Linked DNA regions of Homo sapiens: region 2 is linked to region 1. Evidence: chromatin loops called from intact Hi-C (ENCODE). Cell type or tissue: Caco-2. All regions are shown on one strand. Links, peaks and the distances in the headings refer to the core of each region. The heading gives the core; the rest is flanking DNA. Region 1 has its middle 16 kb from the start of GPRC5B. Region 2 has its middle 27 kb from the start of GP2.

The links. Hi-C counts contacts between places; a loop is a spot of excess contacts. Peaks named below come from ENCODE experiments on the same cell type or tissue, not always from the same donor. Only the 100,000 strongest peaks of a DNase experiment are listed, where the experiment ranks them.
Region 2: a loop joins it to region 1, with 18 times the contacts of the local background. A loop is called at or near these places in 67 of 110 quality-filtered maps.

Annotation. Positions count from the first base shown.
Region 1 is chr16:19,894,612-19,907,107 of GRCh38, reverse strand. No RefSeq gene overlaps it. Among named protein-coding and RNA genes, the nearest start is that of GPRC5B, 16 kb to the right of the region's middle. In Caco-2, for the core only: a CTCF peak has its summit at 7,583; a DNase peak (open chromatin) is centred at 7,607.
Region 2 is chr16:20,294,226-20,306,721 of GRCh38, reverse strand. No RefSeq gene overlaps it. Among named protein-coding and RNA genes, the nearest start is that of GP2, 27 kb to the left of the region's middle. In Caco-2, for the core only: CTCF peaks have their summits at 5,839 and 6,040 (motif pointing right); a DNase peak (open chromatin) is centred at 6,081.

The DNA.
Region 1 (12,496 bases), core at 2,669-10,668:
GCAGTGGATATGTGACTGGGGGCTGCATGCACTGGTAATCAGAATGGAACAGAACAGGACAGAGGTTTTCACAGTGCTTTTCCATCCAATGTCTGGAATCTATAGATAACATAACCAGTTAGATCGGGGTCAGTCTTTAACTACCAGGCCTGGAATGTAGCGCCGGGCTGTCTGACTACTGATTTCACTTCTGTCTTTTAACTCCTACTTTTTCTTCGAGGCAGAAATTGGTTATAAGACAATAGGAGGGGTGGTCTCCTCCCTTACTAGCACTTTGGGAGGCCAAGGCGGGTAGGTCATCTGAGGTCAGGAGTTCGAGACCAGCCTGGCCAACATGGTGAAAATCCATCTCTACTAAAAATGCAAAAAATTATCTGGGCATAGTGGCGGATGCCTGTAATCCCAGCTACTTGGGAGGCTGAGGTAGGAGAATCACTTGAACCCGGGAGGCAGAGGTTGCAATGAGCCAAGATCACGCCATTGCACTCCAGCCTGGGCAAAAAGAGCAAATCTCTGTCTCAAAAAAAAAAGATGAAGAGAGGACCCACGCAGCCACAAGTCAAGGAACACCTGGGGCCCCCAGAAGCTGGAAGAGGCAAAGAGGGATTCTCACCCAGAGCCTTCGAAGAGAGCACAGCCCTGGAGACACCTTGATTGTGGACTTCCGGCCTCCAGAACTGTGAGAGAATACATCTCCATTGTTTTAAGCCACCTGGTTTGTGGTAGTTGGTTGTGGCAGCCCCACAAAACTAATACAGGTGCCTACTTAACACATTGGAAAGCATGAAGCAGGTATTTGTGGTTGAATGATACACATACGGCCAGGTGCAATGGCTCACGCATGTAATCCCAGGACTTTGGGAGGCTGAGGCAAGAGGATTACTTGAGCCCAGGAGTTCGAGACCAGCTTGGGCAACATGATGTCCCCTTGTTTTTGTTTAATAAGCTAGGTGTGGTGGTGCCTGGAGTCTCAGCTACTCAGGAGGCTGAGGTGGAAGGATCTCTTGAGCCCGGAAGGTTGAGGCTGCAGTGAACTATGATTGCACCCCTGTACTCCAGCCTGGGTGACAGAGCGAGACTGTGTCTCAAAAAAAAAAAAAAAAATTTACATATCTTGTTAAACGCAGTCCCGGTCAGCAGAGATTCTTTCTAATGCTATTTTTCTCTGAAATGTTTTGTAAAAATAAATGCTTCACCCCGTGCTGGACACTATTGCACCGGCATCGAAGGACTGTGTGGGTATCAGCAGGCACGCTCCACTCTCAGCCAATGGGTGTGGTTCACTGAGCCCACCTCTCTTTCTCCTGATTCCCTTGGGTTTGGTGGACAATTTTGACCCATAACGGAGGATCAGAGGCATGGCAGTGAGGAGGCCAGGCCTGCCGGGTGGTGAAGTCAAGGTCTCCCAGCTGGTCTAGGCTCTTTTAAGGAGATACTTGTATTCGTTTCTTGCTGGGACTTTAAAAAATTAACAAAAACGTCAGGACTTAAAACAATACGTATGTATTATTGTATAGTTCTGGAGGTCAAAATTATGCAACAGGTTATACTGGACTGAAAGTCAGTGTGTCGGTAGGGCTGGTTCCCTCTGGGAGCTCCAGGGGAGAATCTCTTTCCTTGTCTTCTCCAGATTCTAGAGGCTGCCGCACACCTTGGCTCATGGTCCTGCAGGGGAGGAAAGATTTATTTCCCCACCCATCTTAGGTTCATGGCAGAGGCACCCTTAATAAAAGACTGATGAATCAGAGAAGAGCATAGCCATTTATTTAACACAAGTTTTATGTGACATGGGAACGTTTAGAATGAAAACTCAAGGAAACGGGGAAGTGTGTGTGTGTGTGTGTGTTTAAGCAGTTTGTAACTTATTTTATTTTTATTTTTTCTACTTGTATTTTAGATTTGAGGATACAAGCGCAGGTTTGCTACAAAGGTATATTGTGTGATGCTGAGGTTTGGGGTGTGATTACGATTGAACCCGTCACCCACGTAGTGAACACTGTACCAAGTAGGTAGTTTTTCAATCCTTGCTGCCTCCCTCTCTCCTTCCTCCCTCTTGTACTCTTGTATTTCTCAGTGTTTATTGTTCCCTTTTTTTTTTTTTTTTTTTGAGATGAATCTCACCCTGTCACCCAGGCTGGAGTGCAATGGCATGATTTCAGTTCACTATAACCTTTGTCTCCCAGGTTCAAGCGTTCCTTGAACCTGCTCACTGGAGGGGAACTTATGGGGTTCAGGACATACTACCTCAAAATATGGCACCTTGTATTCGAGAAAACAGCAGAAGCAGGAAGGCCACTCTCACCTTCCCTTCACCCTGCTCCCCTGAAGCCGGTCATAAAACCTTCATTTGAGGGGTGGCCACCCAGAGGAAAGGAATATCTTATCCTTTCTTTTGTTTGGTTTTGAGACAGGGTCTTGCTCCATTGCCCAGCTGGAGTGCAGTGGTGCGATCATAGCTCATTGCAGCCTCAAACTCCTGGGCTCAAGCAATTCTCTTGCCTCAGCCTCCCTAGTAATAGCTTAGACCAGAGGCATGCACAATACCTAAGGTTTTTTTTTTTTTTTGGTAGAGATGGGGTCTTGCCATGTTGCCCAGGCTGACATCCTTATCCCCAAAGACAAAGAGATGCTAAGAATCTAAACAAACAGGCCTTGCTAAATTTCCCCCAGTTTACTACCGTTAGATCATGCCCCTTGTGTCTAATCATACTTCCTCACAATGGTACACTCTTCATCAAATTTATCAGAAAAACATGCAGGTTTCCTATGCACAGTAGCAAAGACATCGAATTAACCTAGGTGCCCGTCAATGGCGGATTGGATAAAGAAAATGTGGTACAGATACACCATGGAATACTACATGGCCCAAAAGAAGGACGAAGCCATGTCCTTTGCAGCAACATGGATGGAGCTGGAGGCCATTATCCTAAGCAAACCAGTCAGAAACAGAAAACCAAATACTGCACACTCTTACTTATAAGTGGAAACTAAACATTGGGTACACATGACATAAAAAAGGGAACAATAGGCCGGGCGTGATGGCTCACGCCTGTAAACCCAGCACTTTGGGAGGCCAAGGCAGGTGTATCACTTGAGGTCAGGAGTTCAACTCCAGCCCGGCCCACATAGTGAAACCCCATCTCTACTGAAAATACAAAAAATTGGCCGGGCGTGGTGACAGGTGTCTGTAATCCCAGCTACTCAGGAGGCTGACGCAGGAGAATCACTTGAATCCAGGAATTTGAGGCTGCAGTGAACTATGATTGCACTGCTGCACTCCAGCCTGCGTGACAGAGCAAGACCCTGTCTAAAATAAAATAAAATAATGCGAGGTGCTAGAAAGTCTCTGCTTCCATCCTCACATCTCCTTCTCTGACCTAGACTCTCCTGTCTCCTCTCTTGCCCCTCATAAGGATACTGGTGATTATATTGGGCCACCCAGATCAGCCCGAGTCATCTCCCCATCCCAACTTAATCACATCTGCAAAGTCCCTTTTGCCCTGTGACATAGTCACAGGATGTGGGGACCAGGAGATGGACATCCTTGGAGGTGGGAGAAGGGAAGTACATTCTTCTGCCTATCAAAGGGAAGGGACAGAGAAAGTCAAGGTCAGCCAGCAGCTCAGGTTGGGTGGAAGTCCTCTGATATCTGCATAGCCTCCCACCTGATCTCCAGTTTCTGCTTTGGTGCTCCCGGACCATTCTCCACCCAGCAGCTGGAGTGGTTTTCTTAATCCAAAGATCAGATCTTGCTGCTGCTCTGCTGTCCACCCTCCAAGGCCTTCCCCTGGCTCAGAATAAAACCCCAACTTCCAGGCCGGGCGTGGTGGCTCACGCCTGTAATCCCAGCACTTTGGGAGGCTGAGGTGGGCAGATCATTTGAAGTCAGGAGTTTGAGACCAGCCTGACCAACATGGTGAAACCCCATCTCTACTAAAAAATACAAAAAAAAAAAATAAGCCGGACATGGTGTCACACGCCTGTAATCTCAGCTACTAGGGAGGCTGAGGCAGGAGAATCGCTTGAACCCAAGAGGCGGAGGTTGCAGTAAGCAGAGATTTTGCCACTGCACCTCCAGCCTGGGCAACAGAGCAAGACTCCATCTCAAAAAACAAACAAACAAACAAACAAACAAAAAACTTCCAACTACAAGGTTGTTCAGCATCAACTCCCATGACCCCATGGCCCAACACCCTCCCTCTTGTTCACCATGCTCCAGCCACTCCGTCTTTCTTCCTGTTCCTCCAACATGCAATACTCCTTCCCACCCCAGGCCCTTTGCACCTGCCTTTTCTGCTGTCTGAACCACTCCTCCCGCTCATCTTCCACCTGTAGTAACTTCTCATACTGCGGGTCCCTGCTCACAGAGCCCTGCCCAGATCGCCTTATCCAAAGGAGTTCCTTTTATACCTGTTACATTCTAGCACATCACATTATTTTATTTATTTTATTTTACTTTATTTTAGACAGGGTCTTGCTCTGTCACACAGGCTGGAATACAGTGGTGCAATCACAGTTCACTGCAGCCCCAAATTCCTGGATTCAAGTGATCCTCCTGCCTCAGCCTCCCGAGTAACTGGGACTACAGGCGTGCACCACCACACCTGGCTAATTTTTTTTTAGTAAAGACAGGGTCTTGCTATGTTGCCCAGTCTGGTCTCAAGCTCCTGGCCTCAAGTGATACTCCTGCCTCAGCCTCCCAAAGTACTGGGATTACAAGCACGAGCCACTACATCCAGCCCATTTTATTTTCTTCCTAGCATTTATCGCTATCTCAAATTATCTCAATTATTGTATTTACTTGCTTATTTTCTGTCTGTCATGAAGGTAAGCTCCATGAGACCAGAAATGTCATCTGTCTCCTGTATACCAAGGGCCTGGGACAGTGCCTGCTAAGTAACAAGTGCTTGTAAGTTGCTGTATCAAGTCATATAGGTGTTATTATTAGCCCTGTGTTACAGAGGAGAAAACTGGGATGCAAAGAAATTCTATGACTTGTTCACCTCCTATAGCTATGGATTAGCATTCAGAGCTGCTATAACCAAGTACCACAGACTGTGGGGCTTAAACAACAGACATTTATCGGCTTACAGTGCAGGAGGCCAGATGTCCAAAATCAAGGTATTGGCAGGGTTGGTTCCTTCTGCGGGCTGTAAAGGAAAATCGCATTCAAGGCCTCTCTCCTTGGACTGTAGATTGTCATCTTCTCTCTCTCTGTCTCTCTCTCTCTCTCTCTCGACCTCATCTTCCCTCTGTGTCTGTCTGTGTCCAAATTTCCCCTTATCGTAAGGACGCCAGTGACCCTCCAAGGCCTTCCCCTCACTCGGAATGAAACCCAAACTTCCAGGCCAAGCGCCCGGAATATGAACTTCCAGTTGTATTGGATTAGGGCCACCCTCATGACCTCTCTTCATCTTGATGACCTCTGTAAAGACCCTCTCTCCAAATAAGGTCACATTCTGAGGTACCAGGGGTTAGAATGTCAACATATACATTTGGGAAGAATGTGTCTCCATCCATTTTCTGTTGCTTATAACAGAAGACCTGAAACTGGGTAATTTATAAAGAAAAAGAATTTTTTTTTTTTTTACAGTTACGGAGTCTGGGAGTCCATAGGTCAAGGGAGCACACGTGGTGAGGGCCTTCCTGCTGGTGGGGGACCCTTTGCAGAGTCCCCAGGCAGCACAGGGCATCCCGTGGTGAGCGGGCTGAGCTGCTCACTTGCTAATTCAGGTCTCTCTTCCTCTTCTTATAAAGCCACTAGTTCCACTCCCATGATAATCCGTTAACCCATTAACCCATTAATCCATAAGTGGATTAACCCATTCATGAAGGCAGAGCCTTCGTGATCTCATCACCTCTTAAAGGCCCCACCTCTCAATACCATCACATTGGGGATTAAGTTTCAACATGAGTTTCGGAGGTGGGGTAAATATCCAAACCACAGCAGAAGGGTTACCATTCAACCCCTAACAAGCTGGTATGTGGCAGAGGTAGGATTCAAGCCCAGCTCTGTCTACTATGACATGACTGCAAGAGAGATTCAAGTGACGGTTGTGGACAATGACATTGGCGGCCCCCAAATGGGCCCCCTTGTGTGGTCCCCTCCCACACTGACGTGGCTTGGCCATGGGATTTGCTTCAGCCAATAGGACGTTTGCACGTAGGAGGCCAGCAGATTTGCTCTGAGGATTGGCCTGTTGGACCACTCTCTCTTGGAACCCAGCCATCATGGCCTAAAGAAGTCCACCAACCCTACTGGAGAGAAGTTCACTTGAAAAGAGGGCCCTAGAGCATGAGAGATGAGCTTGGATATTCCAGCCCTAGTGGATGCCATGGGAACCACAGATAAGCCCTGTGCCAATCACACAGTCAGGAGCAAATCAGTGGTTGTATTTTAAGCCACCGCATTTTGGAGTAGTTTACGATGCAGCGTTGGCAACTCAAACAGTGATCTGTGCTACTGTGAATTTCTATCATCAGCTGATGTTTTTTTTTTTTTTTTTTTTTTTTTTGAGACGGAGTCTCACTTTGTTGCCCAGGCTGGAGTATAGTGGTGCGATCGCTGCTCACTGCAACCTCCGCCTTCCGGGTTCAGGTGATTGTCCTGCCTCAGCCTCCCGAGTAGCTGGGATTACAGATAAGCAACACCATACCCGGCTAATTTGTGTATTTTTAGTAGAGACAGGGTTTCACCATGTTAGCCAGGCTGGTCTTGAACTCCTGACCTCAAATGGTCCACCTGCCTCAGCCTCCCAAAATGCTGGGATTACAGCCACCAGCTGTTATTTAGACCTTTCGGACTCCAAGCAACTTCAGCCACAAGCATACTGTGATTTGCTTGTTTTCAATGTTGTCTGTGAGGTTGTTTAATAAGGAATGGGCTTGCTTCCATTCTTTTTGGAATAGGGCAAAGAATGAATGAACAATTGAATGAATTAATAAACAAATATATGTTCATACACACTGTAAGTAATATTACTAATCCTTAGAAGAGATATGTTCTCAGACGCCTTTAAGAATTTGCCCCATGTCATGTCTCAGAACCCAGGAATCTGTCTGTCTCTGGGGAGCCCTGGGCAGTGTAGAGATTGTGCATTCAAAAATTTGTCAGAGGAGGCTGGGCGCTGTGGCTCACACCTGTAATCTCAGCACTTTGGGAGGCCGAGGCAAGAGGATCACTTGAGACCAGGAGTTAGATGCCAGCCTGGGCAACTTAGTGAGACCCTATCCCTACAAAAAATTTAAAAATTAGAAGGACATGATGGCGCACACCTTTAGTCCCATCTACTCTGGAGGCTGAGGTAGGAGGATCACTGGAGCCCAAGTTTGAGGTTGTAGTGAGCTATGATTGCACCACTGCGCTCCAGCCTGGGCAACAGAGACAGACTCTGTCTCTAAGAAAAGAAAAAAGATGATCAGGGGTACCATTACTTCTTCCACTCAATCCCGTCTACTCATTTATAACAAAGCCCAAAGCATAGACACGCCAAAGACAGTGAAGATTTTTTTTTAAATGAGGTGTCTGACCAGAGACAGATGTAAAGGTCAGGACAAAGACAGACGTCTCCCCCAAGTGGAAATCCGGGGAAATGCAGTCTAAGAGAAGAAGAGGGAGCCTCCAAATTCACCACTGAATGAGACCTGAAAGCGGAGTTGGAGGGGGAATGTCACGACCTAGGTCATGGATGCACACTCGGCCCTCCTGGGTCAGGCAGGGATGGGCATTTGGGAGGCAGGTTGGGTGTGGGGACAGGGAGTGTAGGGACCTGGCGGCAGCCACCACCACCACTCAGCTGAAACTCTGGGCTCTGCAGGATGTTGAGGTCTTGGCTTCCAGAGGAAAAAACATTTCCACCAGGGACACAGAAAATATCCCATTAAATCTCACGCTGCAGCTGCCACCTGGTCTCTTTGTACGCTTCACGGTGGGAAAGATGAGCAGGCAAAGAAAGGAGCCTCTGTCCTGGGAGGAGGAATGAGCTCCACCCTCAGGAGGAGGGAGGGCCGTCTGGGGTCAGGGAAGATGTTTAGCCCTCGGGTGATTTCACCTGGGCATTTCTAGTCGCCCGTCTTTTTTTTTTTTTTTTTTTAAAGAGAGAGACAGCATCTCACTGTGTTACATAGGTGGTGTTCAGTGGTGCCATCATAGCTCACTACAGCCTCCCACTCCTGGGCTCAAGTGATCTTCCCGCCTCAGCTTCCCAAGTAGCTGGGACCACAGGTGCACACCACCCTGCCCAGCTAATTTTTAATTTTTTTTTTTTTAACAGAGACAAGGTCTCACTATGTTACCCAGGCTGGTCTCAAACTCCAGACCTTAACTGATCCTCCCATCCCGGACTCCCAAAGCGCTGGGATTACAGACATGAGCCACCGCACCCAGCCTCTGGCTCACTTTTGATGGGAAGTGGTCACACGCAACAGCCACAGCCTGAGAAGGGAGGGGATGATGACCAGGGGCTCAGGACCCTCAGCAACGAAGGTCTTGATCAGCCCCTGGGTGAACCACTGAGGTCAGCAGGGGGCACGGCCAAGGGCAAGGGGAGCAAGAGTGAGTAACAGAGAATGGAGACAATGAATACCTGCTGGTGGCCAAGTCCCTTCCCAGCCTCTTCCTTTCAGGAAGCAGGTGAGCAGACTCAGCCAGGGTCTGCAGCCGCTTTGATGTGAGGCATGAAGGCTCAGCCCCCCTTCCCCAGTGTGGGGCAACTCTACGAGGCCAGCTCCAGAGCTTCTGGGAAGGCAATGCAGCCCAACCTGTCCCTCTGCCCAGTGCTGCCTCCTCCCACCCTGGATGCTGATCCCGAGAGCACTCCCAAAACCTTTCCCATGTGCCAGTCTCCACCTCAGAGCCTGCTTCCCAAGGTGCCCACCTGCACCACCAGCTGTATTCCTGGGGAGCAGCTCCGGCAGGTGGCTTTCTCATGCCCGACTCCAATTCCGCTTACTGGGCACACACCGATCCCCTCTTGCTTCACCTGGATCCCCCAGATATTTCTTGTTATCAACTGAATGTTTGTGTCCCCCTAAATTCATATGTTGAAGCCCTCATCCCCAATGGGATGGTATTAGGAGGTGGGGCCTTAGAGAGGTGATTAGGTTTAGAAGAGCTCATGAGAGCAGGGCCCCCACGATGGGATTAGTGCCCTTATAAGAAACAAAACAAAGCTCTCTGGCATGCGCTCGCACTCTCTTTCTCTCTCTCTTCTGTGTGTGTGTGTGTGTGTGTGTGTGTGTGTGTGTGTGTGGAGATATATATATATATATATATATATATAATCTCCCCACCATATCACTATCCAGCAAGAAGGCAGCCGTCTACAGCCAAGAAGAGAGCCCTTCCCAGAACCCACCCATGCTGGCACCTTGATTTTGAATTTCCAGCCTCCAAGAAATAAATGTGCTTGTTTAAGCCACCCATTCTATGGTATTTTGTTATAGCAGCCAGAGCTGGCTGAGACACCTTGTCATGCAATTGTCCTGCCTCATAAGGATCTCTGAAGTCTGGAGGTCACCACCATCTCCCACATCTACCCCTACAGCCACTCTTCACCCCCATACAGAGGGCAGAGGGAGATAAATTGCCTTCCCCGGAGACACAGGCTGCTCTCAGGTAGAGCAAGCCCTTCCCTCACCCGGCACTTCTCTCTACCCTGTTTGGGCCCCGTCCTCTAGCGAACAACTGAGGGAAGTGGGATGGGTTAAGAAGGACAAAGTTTATGGGCGATGAAGAAGACAAAAGCCAATGTGGATTTTTTTTTTTTTTTTTTTTTGAGTCAGGAAAGAAAGTTCATCAAATCCGCAGGAAGGTCTGAAAAGGTACTCTTGCGTCTCTACCACCACCCCCACCATTACCATGCAGGTGGGGCTGCCTTGCTGTGCCTACTGCCCCAGGGCTGACCACAGTCAACTCACCTGCTCAGCCACTGCTCCCCTAGCCAGAGGGGCTGAGTACAGAGGGCCTCCCACCCTCAGCCACCCCCTGTGTCAGAAGAGATCTTCCCACTAAAGAAAAATCCCAGCCCTGGCCAGGCGCGGTGGCTCATGCATGTAATCCCAACACTTTGGGAGGCTGAAGTGGGTAGATCACCTGAAGCCAGGAGTTCGAGACCAGCCTGGCCAACATAGTGAAACCTTGCCACTACTAAAAATACAAAAATTAGCTGGCCGTGGTGGCACACGCCTGTAATCCCGGCTACTCGGGAGGCTGAGGCAGGAGGATCGCTTGAACCCAGGAGGTGAAGGTTGCAGCGAGCCGAGATTGCACCACTGCACTCCAGCCTGGGTGACAGAGCAAGATTGTCTCAAAAAAAAAAAAAAAAAAAAAAACAAAGAAAAGTCCCAGCCCTGACACTAAGTCCAGGACACAAGCTCAGACTCCAGTTTCACTGAAGATTATTCCAATACATCAGAGAAGTTCTGATCTCTGTCCTGATTCGTTCGGGCTTCTATAACAAAATTCTTTATTTGACTGAGTAATTTTTTTATTTTTTTGAAACATTCTCACTCTGTTGCCCAGACTGGAGTGCAGTGGCACAATCTTGGCTCACTGCAACCTCTGCCTCCTGGATTCAAGCGATTCTCCTGCCTCAGCCTCCTGAATAGCTGGGATTACAGGCACCCACCACCACACCAGGCTAATTTTGTATTTTTAGCAGAGATGGGATTTCACACGTTGGCCAGGCTGGTCTCCAACTCCTAACCTCAAGTGATCCTTCCATGCCGGCCTCCCAAAGTGCTGGGATTACAGGTGTGAGCCACTGCGCCCAGCCAAGACTGAGTAATTTAGAAATGATAGAGATGTCTTGCTCACAGCTCTGGGTGGGGAGTCTAAGATCCAGGCGCTGGCAGATTCCATGTCTAGTGAGGGCCTCCTTGCTGGTTCACAGATGCCGTCCTCTCACTGTGTCACCTACAGGGTGAAAACAGGGCTAAAAAACTTTCTGGGGTCTCCTTTACAAGAGGTCTAATCCCACTCATGATTCTGGAAGTCCTCTCATATATTTTTACCAAACTCCTTGATGTTTAATTAACCAGAGCCCATTTCTGTTGCTTGCAAACAAGAACCCAGAGTAATACAGAGCCCTTTCCTGCCCAAATACCTGAATGGGTAGGGGTCTGGAAACTTCCAGGCACATGGTAGATGCTCAATGTGTGCACATCGAATGGATAAGAACACAATGGCCACCCTCAAGACTTAATTACTTCCCAAAGGCCCCACTTTCTGATACCTTGGGGTTAGGATTTTTTTTTTTTTTTGAGACAGTCTCCTGTGGCCCAGGCTAGAGTGCAGTGGTGTGATCACAGCTCACTGCAGCCTCGAAATCCTGGGCTCAAGTGATCCTCCTGCCTCAGCCCCTCCTGAGTAGCTGGGACCACAGGTGCGCTCCACCATGCCTGTCTAATTTTTTAGTTTTTTTTTTTTTTTGGTAGAGACGGGGTTGCTGCCCAGGCTGGTCTCAAGTTCCTGGGCTCAGGTGATCCTCCCACCTCCACCTCCCGGAGTGCTGGGATTACAGGCATTAGCCACACCCGGCTATTATGTCGTTATCCATTCGATGTGCATACATTGAGCACCTACCACGTGCCTGGAAGTTTCCAGACCCCTATCCATTCAGGTATTTGGGCAGGAAAGGGCTCTGTATTGCTCTGGGTTCTTGTTTGCAAGCAACAGAAATGGGCTCTGGTTAATTAAACAGTCAAGGAGTTTGGTAAAAATATATGAGAGGACTTCCAGAATCATCTGTACTCAGTGGGGCCAGGAGAGTGGAGGATGGAGCCTGTGAGGGCAGGGGCCCTGGCATTGGGGGCAGCAACAGGATGGAAGAACTGCCCCGATCCCCTGTCCCGGTTTCCTCCTGCATGGCAGCCACCCTGGCTAGCAACGGACAATTTCCTCTGCCCTGTCCTCCTCTTTCCTCTTCCAGCTCCCAGTGTCTTCCCTAGCCCTGACTCACTGCGCCATCCCTGCCCTCCTCTCCCCACCATTATATAACTGTCCCCTGTCCCAGGGGCCCTTATGTAACTCGAGTCACCTCAGGCTCCCTTCCCCACCTCGCAGCTCCCACCTCAGCCTGCCCTGTCTGGTACAATCTTTCACAGTTGGCTGGGCCAAGCCCTCAGTAAGAAATGTGAAAACAGAGAGAGAGAGGAGGAGGAGGAGGAGGAGGAAGAGGACTCTCCCCTTCCCAGCAGTGGGACAGAACAGAGACAAGGTCCAACTGGCAGGAGGACCTCTAGAGGAGGCTCTTCTGCACACGAAGCCCAGGCCCATGGCCTCTGTCAGGGGACTTGAGCAACTCCCTGTGCCTCGATTTGCACTTCTGTAAAATGGGGATATAGTACACATTATAGGATTGTCATGAGAATCAGAAAGTTTATTTGTATGCGTGTGTGTGTATACAAAGTGTTTAGAACAGTGCCTGGGCCGGGCATGGTGGCTCATGTCTGTAATCTCAACACTTCGGGAGGCCGAGGTGGGCAGATCACAAGG
Region 2 (12,496 bases), core at 2,198-10,197, 400 kb before region 1:
CTTACCTGACAGATCACATTCTTCACCATCTGAGCCATTGCCTGCCTCTCCAGACTTAGCCCTTAAACATATCCCCTTCATAACCCAGCTTCCAGTGCCACGGAATTTCTCAGGCTCCCTGAGCTGTTCTATTGCACTCTACCCTACTCTCGTGTGCTGTTTTGCTGCCTGGAGGACACTTCCCCTTATTGGGGTTATTTCTCCTATGAAGGCTTCCTGGATCCCCCTGTCCAGTGTAGAGTAGGCAAATCAATCAATAGAAAATAGACCCACAAACGACAAATAATATAATCAGCAGACCAGAAAGTCAACACAGTTTAAAAAATACATTCCATTTTTTTCAAGAAAGTAGAGAAAAGCATGAGCATGATAAGTAGAGAAAAGGAAGATATATATTTTAAAAAACTACTACCCTACTTTATGACCTCTTCTTTACAGACTTTTTTTTTTTTTTTTTTTTTTTTGAGATGAAGTCTCACTCTTGTTGCCCAGGCTGGAGTGCAGTGGCGCGATCTCAGCTCACCACAACCTCTGCCTCTCCGGTTCAAGTGATTCTCCTGCCTCAGCCTCCCGAGTAGCTGGGATTACAGGTGACTGCCACCACGCCTGGCTATTTTTTTGTATTTTTAGTAAAGATGGGGTTTTACCATGTTGGCCAGGCTGGTCTCGAACTCCTGACCTCAGGTGATCTGCCTGCCTTAGCCTCCTAAAGTGCTGGGATTACAGGCATGAGCCACTCTACAGACTTTGATAATCACATGTAGCGTCTGCATCTGAAATTGTTTTTACATCTGTCCCACCTGCACCCTTCACCCCAGGCTGTTAGTTTCTTGAGGACAAGGACTTCATCATTTTCAAACATTATTGGTCAAATAAATGAAGAAATAGGCTGCATCCTTTCTCTTTATCCTTTGACCTCCTCTATCATCCTGCTGTTATCTTCCAGAAGGAGAAGAAACAGCTTCACAGGAAAAGTAGAGGAGATTTTCCCATTATGGTGAAAGTGCCAAATCAGAATGTGAAATAGGAATTCTGGGCTCTGTACCAGGCATTTACTCCTATGCTGTTAGCTGATGTTAAAGAGGGTGGATTTCTTTTCCCTTAGGTCTCACCTTCTGTGCCTTCAGGGGAAGTTGGTTGGAAGTTTGAATGGTTTGTTGTTGTCGTCATTGTTTTGTATTTAGGAGGGCTGTAATGGAACGAATACAATGGTTATTGATGGAGAGTAAGTTGAGAGAAGCTCAAGGGTGATTATTTAATGGCAGGAGGGGGAGAAAAAAAGTAAATCTATAAAGAGCTTGGGACACCAAGTCCAGAACTTCATGCATATAACAGCCAATTAACAATCAAATTTTAGAAAGTCTCAGAGAGGGACTTGCAAACACACAAATATCAGAAAAAGCATTTGTAGCGGAGACCAACCAAAACACTGGATTCTGGGAGCCTCTGTCTGAGAATGGAATTAACTTTGTTTCATAGAAGACTTTATAGGCTTTATAGGGGAGACGGGGAAGGACCTAGTTGTACATATTTCATTTCAATGCATAAACATATACCTATATACCTACAAGACACAGGATCTGGATCCAACTCTCTAAGAACCAGGACTTGGACTGTGAGTCCCAGAACATCCATGAAAGTGTTCCCACTTCTTATATGGAAGATGAGAGTAGTAGCTGCCCTAATAACTGGAGGGTTGCTAGAGAGATAAAGGAGACAAGGGATAGGTCACTTTGTGTAGTCACTTTGCAATGCATAAAAGCTAGTTCAACCATTGTGGAAGACAGTGTGGTGATTCCTCAAGGATCTAGAACTAGAAATACCATTTGACCCAGCCATCCCATTACTGGGTATATACCCAAAGGATTATAAATCATGCTGCTATAAAGACACATGCACACGTATGTTTATTGTGGCACTATTCACAATAGCAAAGACTTGGAACTAACCCAAATGTCCATCAATGATAGACTGGATTAAGAAAATGTGGCACATATACACCATGGAATACTATGCAGCCATAAAAAAGATGAGTTCAGGTCCTTTGTAGGGACATGGATGAAGCTGGAAACCATCATTCTCAGCAAACTATCGCAAGGACAAAAAACCAAACACCGCATGTTCTCACTCATAGATGGGAATTGAACAATGAGAACATTTGGACACAGGAAGGGAAACATCACACACTGGGGCCTGTCATGGGGTGGGGGGAGGGGGGAGGGATAGCATTAGGAGATACACCTAATGTAAATGACGAGTTAATGGGTACAGCACACCAACATGGCGCATGTATACATATGTAACAAACCTGCACATTGTGCACATGTACCCTAGAACTTAAAGTATAAAAAAACAAACAAACAAACAAAAAAACACATCGTACTGGCTCATGCCTGTAATCCCAATGCTTCGGGAGTCTGAGGCAGGTGGATCACCTGACACCTGGTCAGGAGTTCGAGACCAGCCTGGCCAACATGGTGAATCCCCATCTCTACTATAAATATAAAAATTAACCAGGAGTGGTGGTGCGTGGCTGTAATCCCAGCTACTCCGGAGGCTAAGGCAGGAGAATCACTTGAACCCGGGAGGTGAAGGTTGCAGTGAGCTGAGATAGTGCCATTGCACTCCAGCCCGGGTGACAAGAGTGAGACTCTGTCTCAAAAAAAAAAAAATCATACAGAAGAAAACTGCAGCATTCTCATCACCATCATTACTACCATTATTACCATTTTCATGGACTAAGCTGTTTCTCACTTCTCTTTATTTTCCCTCTTACTTCCTAGATGTGGCCAAAAAAAGCCATTTAAAAAAAATCTTTACATCTGCCAGAAATAGGGCTCATGGGAGCACGTGGGAGGGTGTTCCCCTCGCTCAGCACATGGAATAACACTTTATGAATACTTAATACATATAAATCGGCATGCTAAACATTGTAAATTTATCATCTAACTTAATCCCAAGGAAAGAAAAGAACTTTTATCGAGGAATGTGGGCTCTTTCAAATTATTAGGCCCAGAGAAGCATTCAAACGGCAATCACATCTTATTCTCCCTCTTTAGAGCTATGTATTCATCTGTCAAAACTGCCTGCTATTGCCACAAGTAGCTATGAATTAACCTAATAACACCTCACTGGACACAACATCCCACACTCTAAGGCTTAACAATGGGTAGCCAATCACTAATCAATGTTATTTCTGTAAATCAATGAGAATCCGCGGCAGAACTTTGTATCAGTCCAATCCTTGTCCCCCTCCTTTTTTGCCTTTAAAAATCTGCCTGTAATAAAGGCCAAGTGGAGCTCATATCCAAGGTGACTGATGTCTGAATCTTCCTTATCCTGGCTCAAATAAACTCTTTACGTCATATACTTTGCTTCAGCCTCTCCCTTTGATATTGGGGCTGTTATTCCATTTTACAGAGGAAGAAACATGCTCAGAGAGGTTTAAGGAACTCCTTGACACCATACAGATAACACCTGCCTGCCATTTATTTAGTGCCTACAGATGAGTCAGCACTTCAAATCACAGATAAGGAAGGAAGAGACAAACATTAGGGAACTTGCTCTAGGTTGCACAGTTAGGAAGTGACAGAATGCAAGATTCAAACTTGGATTCGCTTAAATGTAATACAGGTGCTCTTTCTGCCTCCCTGCCTGACGCTTGATGCTGGGCAATGACAAATATAAAATCTACCTCAGGCTGGGTGCGGTGGCTCACATCTGTAATCCCAGCACTTTGGGAGGCCAAGGAGGGTGGACAGCTTGAGGTCAGGAGCTCGAGACCAGCCTGGCCAATATGGTAAAACCCCGTCTGTACTAAAATACAAAAATTAGCCAGGCAAGGTGGCAGGCACCTGTAATCTCGGCTAGTATAGAGAGGCTGAGGCAGGAGAATTGCTTGAACCCAGGAGGTGGAGGTTGCAGTGAGCTGAGATCGCGCCACTGCATTCCACCCTGGGCGACAGAGTAAGACTCTGCCTCAGAAAAAAAAAAAAGAAAGAAAAAAGAAAAACAACAATAAAAAAAACTACCTCAGAACTGTGGCAAGATGTTTGTGTACATATGTGTGCCTGTGCATGACAGCATACAAACGTGCATAGTGTGTATGTGTGTATGCATGTGTGCATGAGTGTGCACATGTGCCTGTGTGTACATATGTGCCCATATGTGCACATCTTTGTGTATGCATGTGCTGACAGCTGCTAGTTAACGCAGGCAAGGGTAAATGATACTGCATCCATTCTTCCTGAGAAATTGTTAAGGTCCTTTTATCTTCAGCAAGAACTCAGAAGAGTCACTGGACCTGGGACACACAGAGGAGCTTTACAGATGATCTAATTCAACTCCCTCTTTGTGTCCACGAGGAAACTGACACTCAGAGTGCACTGAACCAGGAATCAAGAAATTCATATTTCAGCCTGACTTCTGCTGATGTGAGCAGTTCAAGAACTGCACTTAACTTCCCTCAGGTCATCTGTAAATTAAGATAATGATACCTCCTCTGTTATACTTGACGACCTGTGACTTCGCTGTTGACAAGGTATGGATGTCAAACCTTCTGGCCCTAAAACCGCCCTCTTTTACCCAGCCTGAGGCAGTCTCAAGACAAATCCCCACTGCTAAACTTGGCCTCAGAACCCTCCAGCAAATTCAGAACCTGGGAGAGTGCCTCTCTGGTACTGAAATGCTAAGCAGGAAGCTGATTCAGACTCTGAGATGCCTTGGGAGTGAAAACTTTCCCTTCCTTGATTCTTTCTGGCTCTTTCTAAAGAGCCCAGTGAGCCAGCTCCTTGTCCAGTCATTCTCCACTCTTCAAGGACTCCGAGGAACTGGCCTATCTTGTCAAGAGTTACCCTCTACTTGGAGCTCCTCAGGCGGAAAAGTAGCACTTAGAATCTTGGTCTCAAAATATTCCTGTCTGTGTTGCTCCTACTGGTGGTGACAGTAAATGAGACTGTGATGAACAAGTGGATGTGACCTGGTAACCACATAATGCTTTTACTATATTTTATTGGCATATAATATACAGATCATGCACATACATCACAAGTACAGCTTGATGAATTTTAACAAAATGAACGCTCCTGTGTAACCATCACCCCGTTCATGAAATACAACAGTGGCTGCTCCCAGAAGCCCCCTCTTGCCCCTCCAGTTCCTACATCTCCCAAAGGCAACCGCTATCCTGACTTCTAGCACCATACGGTGGTTTTGAACTTTATATAAAAGGAATATATATCATTTGAACTCAGTTTCTTACTAACATGTGCAACATTCTCTTTGTGAACCTGATCCATATTGTTGAGTTTAATTATACTTGGATCTCATTCTGATTGCTGACATGATTCTATTGGAAGAATAAAGCCTAATTTATTGATCCATTCTACTGTTGATGGACATGTGGGCTATTTCCAGCTTTCAGCTACTGGTAAGCATGCTGCTTTCTTATTTATGCCTTTTTGGTGAGCGCATAAGCTCATCTTCCTGAAGTGTATATATTCAGCTTTGGTAAATACTGCTAAGCAGTTTTACAAAGTGATTGTAACTCCACCAGTCATCATGGTTTTCACATTCCAAGATTCTTTAGCCTCCAGTATCTAGTAACAATTGACTCTACTTCCTTTGGTTCCAAACACACCCTTGTCTTTTTCTCCTCCAGGACCTTTGCACATGCTATTCTCTTGGCTGTTACAGTCTTTCCAGCTGATCTTCACATGGGCAAGTCCTCACTCTTTGGGTCTCCGTGTACACGTTACTACCCTCAGGACGGCCCTGTGCCTGTTATACTCATGACTTTATGCACAGTATCAAGCCCATGTTCAGTAAATGGTTAGCCCTAAACAAATGTTAGCTAATACTGCTGTTGTTGCAATAAATAGTCTTTAAGTCTCCCTTTCCAAAATTCTGTGACTCTAGGAAGTCAGACTGCCTAACTCTTATCCTGTGTGCGGATCCTGATGTGCCCCAAGGGTTCTAAATCCCTCACAGAAGAAGGGCAGCTGGCAGTTCCCATTTCTCCCGGTCCCCGGAGCTGCATGTGTGGTACCTGCTCTCTACTAAACAGCCAATAGAGGGCACTGTGGGAACACGTCCGCGGAAGGAGGGAGGCGTTGGTCAGAGTTCAGATGACACAGAATTAGAGCTGGAAGGGATCTGAAAAACCCATCTAGACCGAAACCTTCATTTTACAGATGAACAAACAGATGCCCAGACAGGAGATGTGACTTGCCCAAGGTCACACAGCTACTGCGTGGAGAGCGGAGATGACACTTACCCTCTTGGCATTCTCCACTCTGCGGGGGCGTTGCCAAGCACTGAATGAGGCAGCTGGCCCCAGGTGCTGAAGCTTTGAGCCGGCCAAGGCCCCTGTTTGCCAAGCCTATCACTGCCCTCAGTTTTCTCCTCCCTCCTATTCCATGAGAGAAAGGCTCTAGATGTTGGAAGTAGGACAAAACACACACTATCCCTTTGATTTTACAATTATCTTTGAGAAAGCATTTCACTTTCCTTAATAATGACTACCAATTATTGGAACTTTCTAGGTGCCAAATATCATACTGCATGCACTACATGCATTACCAAGAATGGTTTTAGGGTTTATTACCTCCCTTCTGGGAGTCTTTCCCTGATCTCCCGATTGAAAAAGATTGCTCTTCTCCCATTTCCTCTCTATCACACCAGCCAGTTTACTTTCTTCGCAGATCTTATAATTATTTTTATAATCGTTAGACTTACTTACTCATCTACTTATCTATCATCTGTTTCAATTCCTCCCCTCCTTCTGGTAGACTTGAACTCCATGAAAGAAGGATTCTGGAGCTAGATAGGTCTGGGTTCAAATCCCAGCTCATTCACTTACTAGCATTGTGGACTTGCATTCATTACTGAAACTCTCTGAGGCTGTTTCTCCCTTTGTAAAATGGGGACTCGTGCTTGGCCAAAGTTCTTGATTCCTTTGGGCCTCAGTTACCAAATCTAAGGGAGGATAATAACCCTTCATCTGCTGGAGAGAAGAGCCTCACAAGATGCTCTGAAGGTCTTGGAGCCGTGGTCAAAGGAGTACATAATGGCGTTGCCCAGCTGTGGGGCCATGACTGGGCACATGGTTTACAGATGCAAGTGGAACAGAAAGAAGAGAAAATTGGAAGATTTGAATCTAGGAGGCAAGGTTCCACTGTCCACACCGTTAACCATTATATTATGTGCCTTTTCAACCCTAGCTGCATCTATCCTGTCAGTTTCTCAGGTCCACTAACAATGAACCAGTTACTGAACTTAGGCTTCAGCCATCTTATTCCAGGGTTTCTCAAGCTCAATGCTATTTACCATTTTAGAGTTGAAGCAGCTAAGGCTCAGAGAGGTTAAGTTGTTTGCATACAGCTGAAAAGAGTTTGAACTTGTTCCTCTATGGTTTGTTTCATGCCTGGAGCAGTCAATCTTGCTCTCACCAACAGCTGCCAGAATCCAGCCAATAAATCAATGAGATGCCAACAAGGAATCTTCAAACTCATGCTGAGGACACCATAGAATAGATTCATGGGATAATTCCATCCATTCTGGATGTGTCTACATCCTAGCATCTCCCAAGATTTTTTTGTTTAACCCCAAGCTAAATTCCAAGGCTGTTACTTCCCCTTGTCTTGCTGTTGCCCTAAAATGTGTTTATTTCCCTGTGACCCAGAAAAGTCCTCACTCTTGGCAGCCAGAGCGGTGAATCACATGGTGGCTTTTCACCTGCCATTGGCACTAGGCAAACAGTTCACCACTGCTAAGAATCTCTTCCCACCCTTCTTAGAGCTTACTGCTGTTAGGACCTGCACTCAACCATGATGGTTTGTTTATGTGTGTCTCTCTACCTTTCTAACTGGTAAACTCCTTGAGAAAATGAACCATCTTATTCACCCAACACATGTAGTGGAGAAGCTGGCAGTTAAAGATGCTTTATGAATGTTTGTTGAATGGGTAGGTGGATGATGGTTGGATGGATGGATGAAAGGATGAATGGGTAGATGGATAGATGGATAGGTGAATGGTTGAATGAATGAATGGGTAGATTGACGGATGAATAGATGGATGGATGGATGGATGGACAGATGGACAGATGGACGGACAGACGGATGGATGGATGGATGGATGGATGGATGGATGGATGGATGGACGGATGGATGGACAGATGGACGGACAGATGGATGGATGGATGGATGGATAGGTGGATGGTTCAATGGATGGATGAGTGGGTGGATGGATGGATGGGTGGATGGGTGAAAAGATAAATGGATGAAAAGATGGATGGGTGGATGAATAGGTTGATGGATGAGTGAATGGATGGGTGAAACCCATACAACTCTCAATGTGACCACTGCTCACTACCACCCCCATCCAAACCTGTTCAGGTCCTATTCAGCATCTAGAGAAATCTTTGTGAAGATGCACATCTCATCATGTCACCCTTGCCCCCACCTCTGCCTGAAACACGCCAATGCCTTCCCACTACCCTTAGAATAAAATCAAATTTCCCTCCCAGAGCTTACATGGCCCTGCAAGCTGTGGTATCCACTGACTACTCCAGCCTCATTACATATCAGCCTCCCCCTCACTGATGATGTCTGGACACCCTGGCCATCCTTCATTTCCTAGAATGAGCCCAGCTCTTTCCTGCCTCAGGGCCTGTGTCTGAACTTGCTGTTCTCTCTGCCTAGAGTGCACTTTCTCTGACTCTTTGCATGTCTGACCCCTCCTTCAGGTGTCAGCTTCAAAATAAATTCTTGGGAAAATCTTCTTTTCCACCCCACCTAAATTACACCCCCCAACATACATTTTCTTTATAACGCTTGTGTAGTACATCAACATTCATTATAGCACTTTGTTGAACATTTGCATCATTATTTGTTTATATCTGTCTTACCTACTAAACTGCTAAGAGGACAGGGAGAGCAGGGACAATGTCTGCTTAAACTCACAGCTGTATCCTTAGTACTTATCAGGTAGTAGTACTCAGAAATATTTTTAACAGGGGCCTGGTGCGGTGGCTCATGCCTATATTCCCAGCACTTTGGGAGGTGGAGGCAGGTGGATCACCTGAAGTCAGGAGTTTGAGACCAGCCTGGCCAACATGGTGAAACCCTGTCTCTACTAAAAATACAAAAAAAAAATAGCCAGGCGTGGTAGTGGGCGCCTGTAATCCCAGCTACCCACAAGCTGAGACAAGAGAATCGCTTGAACCCAGGAGGCAGAAGTTGCAGTGAGCCGAGATCATGCCATTGCCCTCCAGCTTGGGCAACAAAAGTGAAACTCCATCTCAAAAAAAATGTATTTTTAACAGGTAGATGGATGAATAGACAGACAAGTACAGGATATGTTCTGACATCTCATCAGGCTGAGCACACTAGGGGTACTGCATGAGGACAATACCCAGGTTGTTTTCCTTTCCACTGAGCATCACTGATAAACATATTTAGGGACAGAACCATGGAATCGAACTGCCTTATAGTTGGATAGGATCTCTTTGATCATTAAGACCAACTTTATTTTACATTGGGAGAGATAGAGCCCAAAAGTGGAAGACACTTGCCCAGGGTCATTGTGGTAGGAACTACTTGTTACTAGTAGTTAGAATTAGCAACAGCCATTCTCTTCTTCATTCTAACTAGTAGTAAAGAATAGATACTTATAATCAGAACCCAAATTTTGTTGGTGGTGGTCATATGCTCAATTAGAAAAACTACATTTCCCAGCCTCCCTGTGAGAGAAAGGTGGTCATGGACTAAGTTCTGGCTAATGACATGTAAGTAAGAGTGGAGATATAAGTGTGGCTTCCAGAAAAATCCCCTTAAAAGAAGGTCTAAACCAGAGTGTCCAATCTTTTGGCTTCCCTGGGCCACAGTGGAAGAAGAATTGTCTTGGGCCACACGTAAAATACATTAACACTAACAATAACTAATGAGCTAAGAGAAAACAATCCTAAAAAAATCTCATAATGTTTTAAGAAAGTTTATGAATTTGTGATGGGCCACATTCAAAGCTGTCAGGCTGCATGCAGCCCATGGGTTAGACAAGCTTGGTCTAAACCTTTGCTTTTTCCCCCTTTCTTTTTCTAGAATTCAAGCACAAAGGTCAGAGTTGTCCATTCTATGCCTATGAGGCAGTCTTGATGATGAAAGCCACAAATTAAAGGCAGTAGACCAGAAAGTTAAAAATCTGGAATATTGCTGACATCTTGGACCTACCACAATTACCCTGGATCACCTACCTCTGCATTTTATCTCACGTGAAACAAAAATAAATCTCTTGAATAAGTCATTGTTATTTGGGTTTTCCGCTTATATGCAGCCAACTCAATCCATAGCTGTTATGTTCACTAATGGAATTAGTGGCACAGCCAGGACTTGAAGCTAGGGACTCCATACCTTTCATTGGGACGGCAAGAAAGCTAGTGTGTCTAACCAAATGGACATGGTTAAGGAAATGCTGTCCTGGAGACATTCCTGTAATGCAAGTGTTCTTTTTTTTTTTTGAGATGGAGTCTCACTCTATCGCCCATGCTGGAGTGCAGTGGCGCAATCTCCGCTCACTGCAAGCTCCGCCTCCCGGGTTCACGCCATTCTCCTGCCTCAGCCTCCCGAGTAGCTGGGACTACAGGCGCCCACCACCATGACCGGCTAATTTTTTGTATTTTTAGTAGAGACAGGATTTCACTGTGTTAGCCAGGATGGTCTCGATCTCCTGACCTCATGATCCACGTGCCTTGGCCTCCCAAAGTGCTGGGATTACAGGCGTGAGCCACCGTGCCCAGCCGATACAAGTGTTCTTAAATTGTGGTCCCCAGAACAGCAGCATCAGCATTACCTGGGAACTCGGTAGACATGCAAATTTGCAAGCCTCATGCAGACCTACTGAATCAGAAACTCTGGGATGGGGTCCAGCAATCTCCATTTTTCAGAAGCTTTCCAGATGATTCCCATGCAAGCTAAAATTTGCAAACCACTACTGAGATAATACTGTAGTATCCGCTAAGGGAAGCACAAATAAAGCAGGTTATTTCTGCAGCCTGGTGAGGCTTCTCCGAAATGCAGAAGGTGCAGAAGTCACTCCTGGGTCAGAAAGAAGGGAGCTCTCTCCAGGTTCAAGAATGCACAGACGGCCGGGCGCAGTGGCTCACAACTGCAATCCCAGCATTTTGGGAGGCTGAGGCAGGAGGATCAAGAGGTCAGGAGATAGAGACCATCCTGGCTAACATGGTGAAACCCCGTCTCTACTAAAAATACAAAAAAAATTAGCCGGGCGTGGTGGCAGGTGCCTGTAGTCCCAGCTACTCGGGAGGCTGAGGCAGGAGAATGGCATGAACCCAGGAGGCGGAGCTTGCAGTGAGCCGAGATGGCACCACCACACTCCAGCCTGGGTGACAGAGCGAGACTTTGTCTCAAAAAAAAAAAAAAAAAAAAAGAATGCACGGGCTCCCACAGACAGAATAGGTGCATTATACTTGCATTTTTATTCACTTCTACTGAGTGTGGTCTGCAGATTAGCAGCACTGACTTCACCTAGGAGTTTCTTGGAAATGCATAGTCTCAGGCCCCATTCTGGACCTACTCAATCAGAATCTGCATTTTGATACAATCCCCAGATGACTCATACATACATTTAAATTTGAGTGCCCAACTCAGTGAAGCTGGGGATAGGAACAAGATGGTTTAAGTCCTGATGGCTACAAGGACATGCATGAGGTGCTTGTGAGACTATTGCACCCAGACCTGGTGCCAGACAAAGAAGATGCGGACACAAAACCGACTATCAGAGCAGCTGCCATCTGACACCTATTACTTGCACCTTCTCCATTTTGCTGTCTTTTTTTTGCCCCCAAACACCCTCCTCTCCATCTGCAGCCTAGTGGTTAAAAGAGAGCATTCTGGAGTTTGATTTGCCTTGATTCAACCTTATAACTTCTTGCTGTGTGATCTTTGAGTCTGAGCCTTGGCACTGACTTCATAGAGTTGTCATGGAGATTAAATGAGTTAATACTTCTAAAACACCCAGCCTGGAGCTACTGAATTCTGGATCTGTATTAGCATCACCTGAGGGGCTTTTAAAAAGTACTGATGACTGGGCTAGCCCAAACCAATTACATAAGACTCTCTAGGGATGGAGCCTAGCATTCATATTCAAACAGATCAAGCACAAACCTCTGTAGATTTTTCTAACATGCAGCCAGGACAGAGAGCCACTGACCTAAAGTAATGCCAGGCACATAGTAAATGCTCCATAAATGCTAGCTATTGCTATGCACACTGTGTGCCCTTCCTCACGCACACACCAGACTGTCTCAGGCCTTTGCTCCAGCCCTAGAGATTGCCTTAAATGACCTGGCTCTCCCAGACAGCCTGGCAAACAGCCATTTTTCGATTCTGTATGAAACTTACCACCCTCATGAAGCCTTCCCTGATTCCTCCAAACAAAACTGACCACTTTCTCCTCCAGGTTCCAGTGTAACTGAACTGAT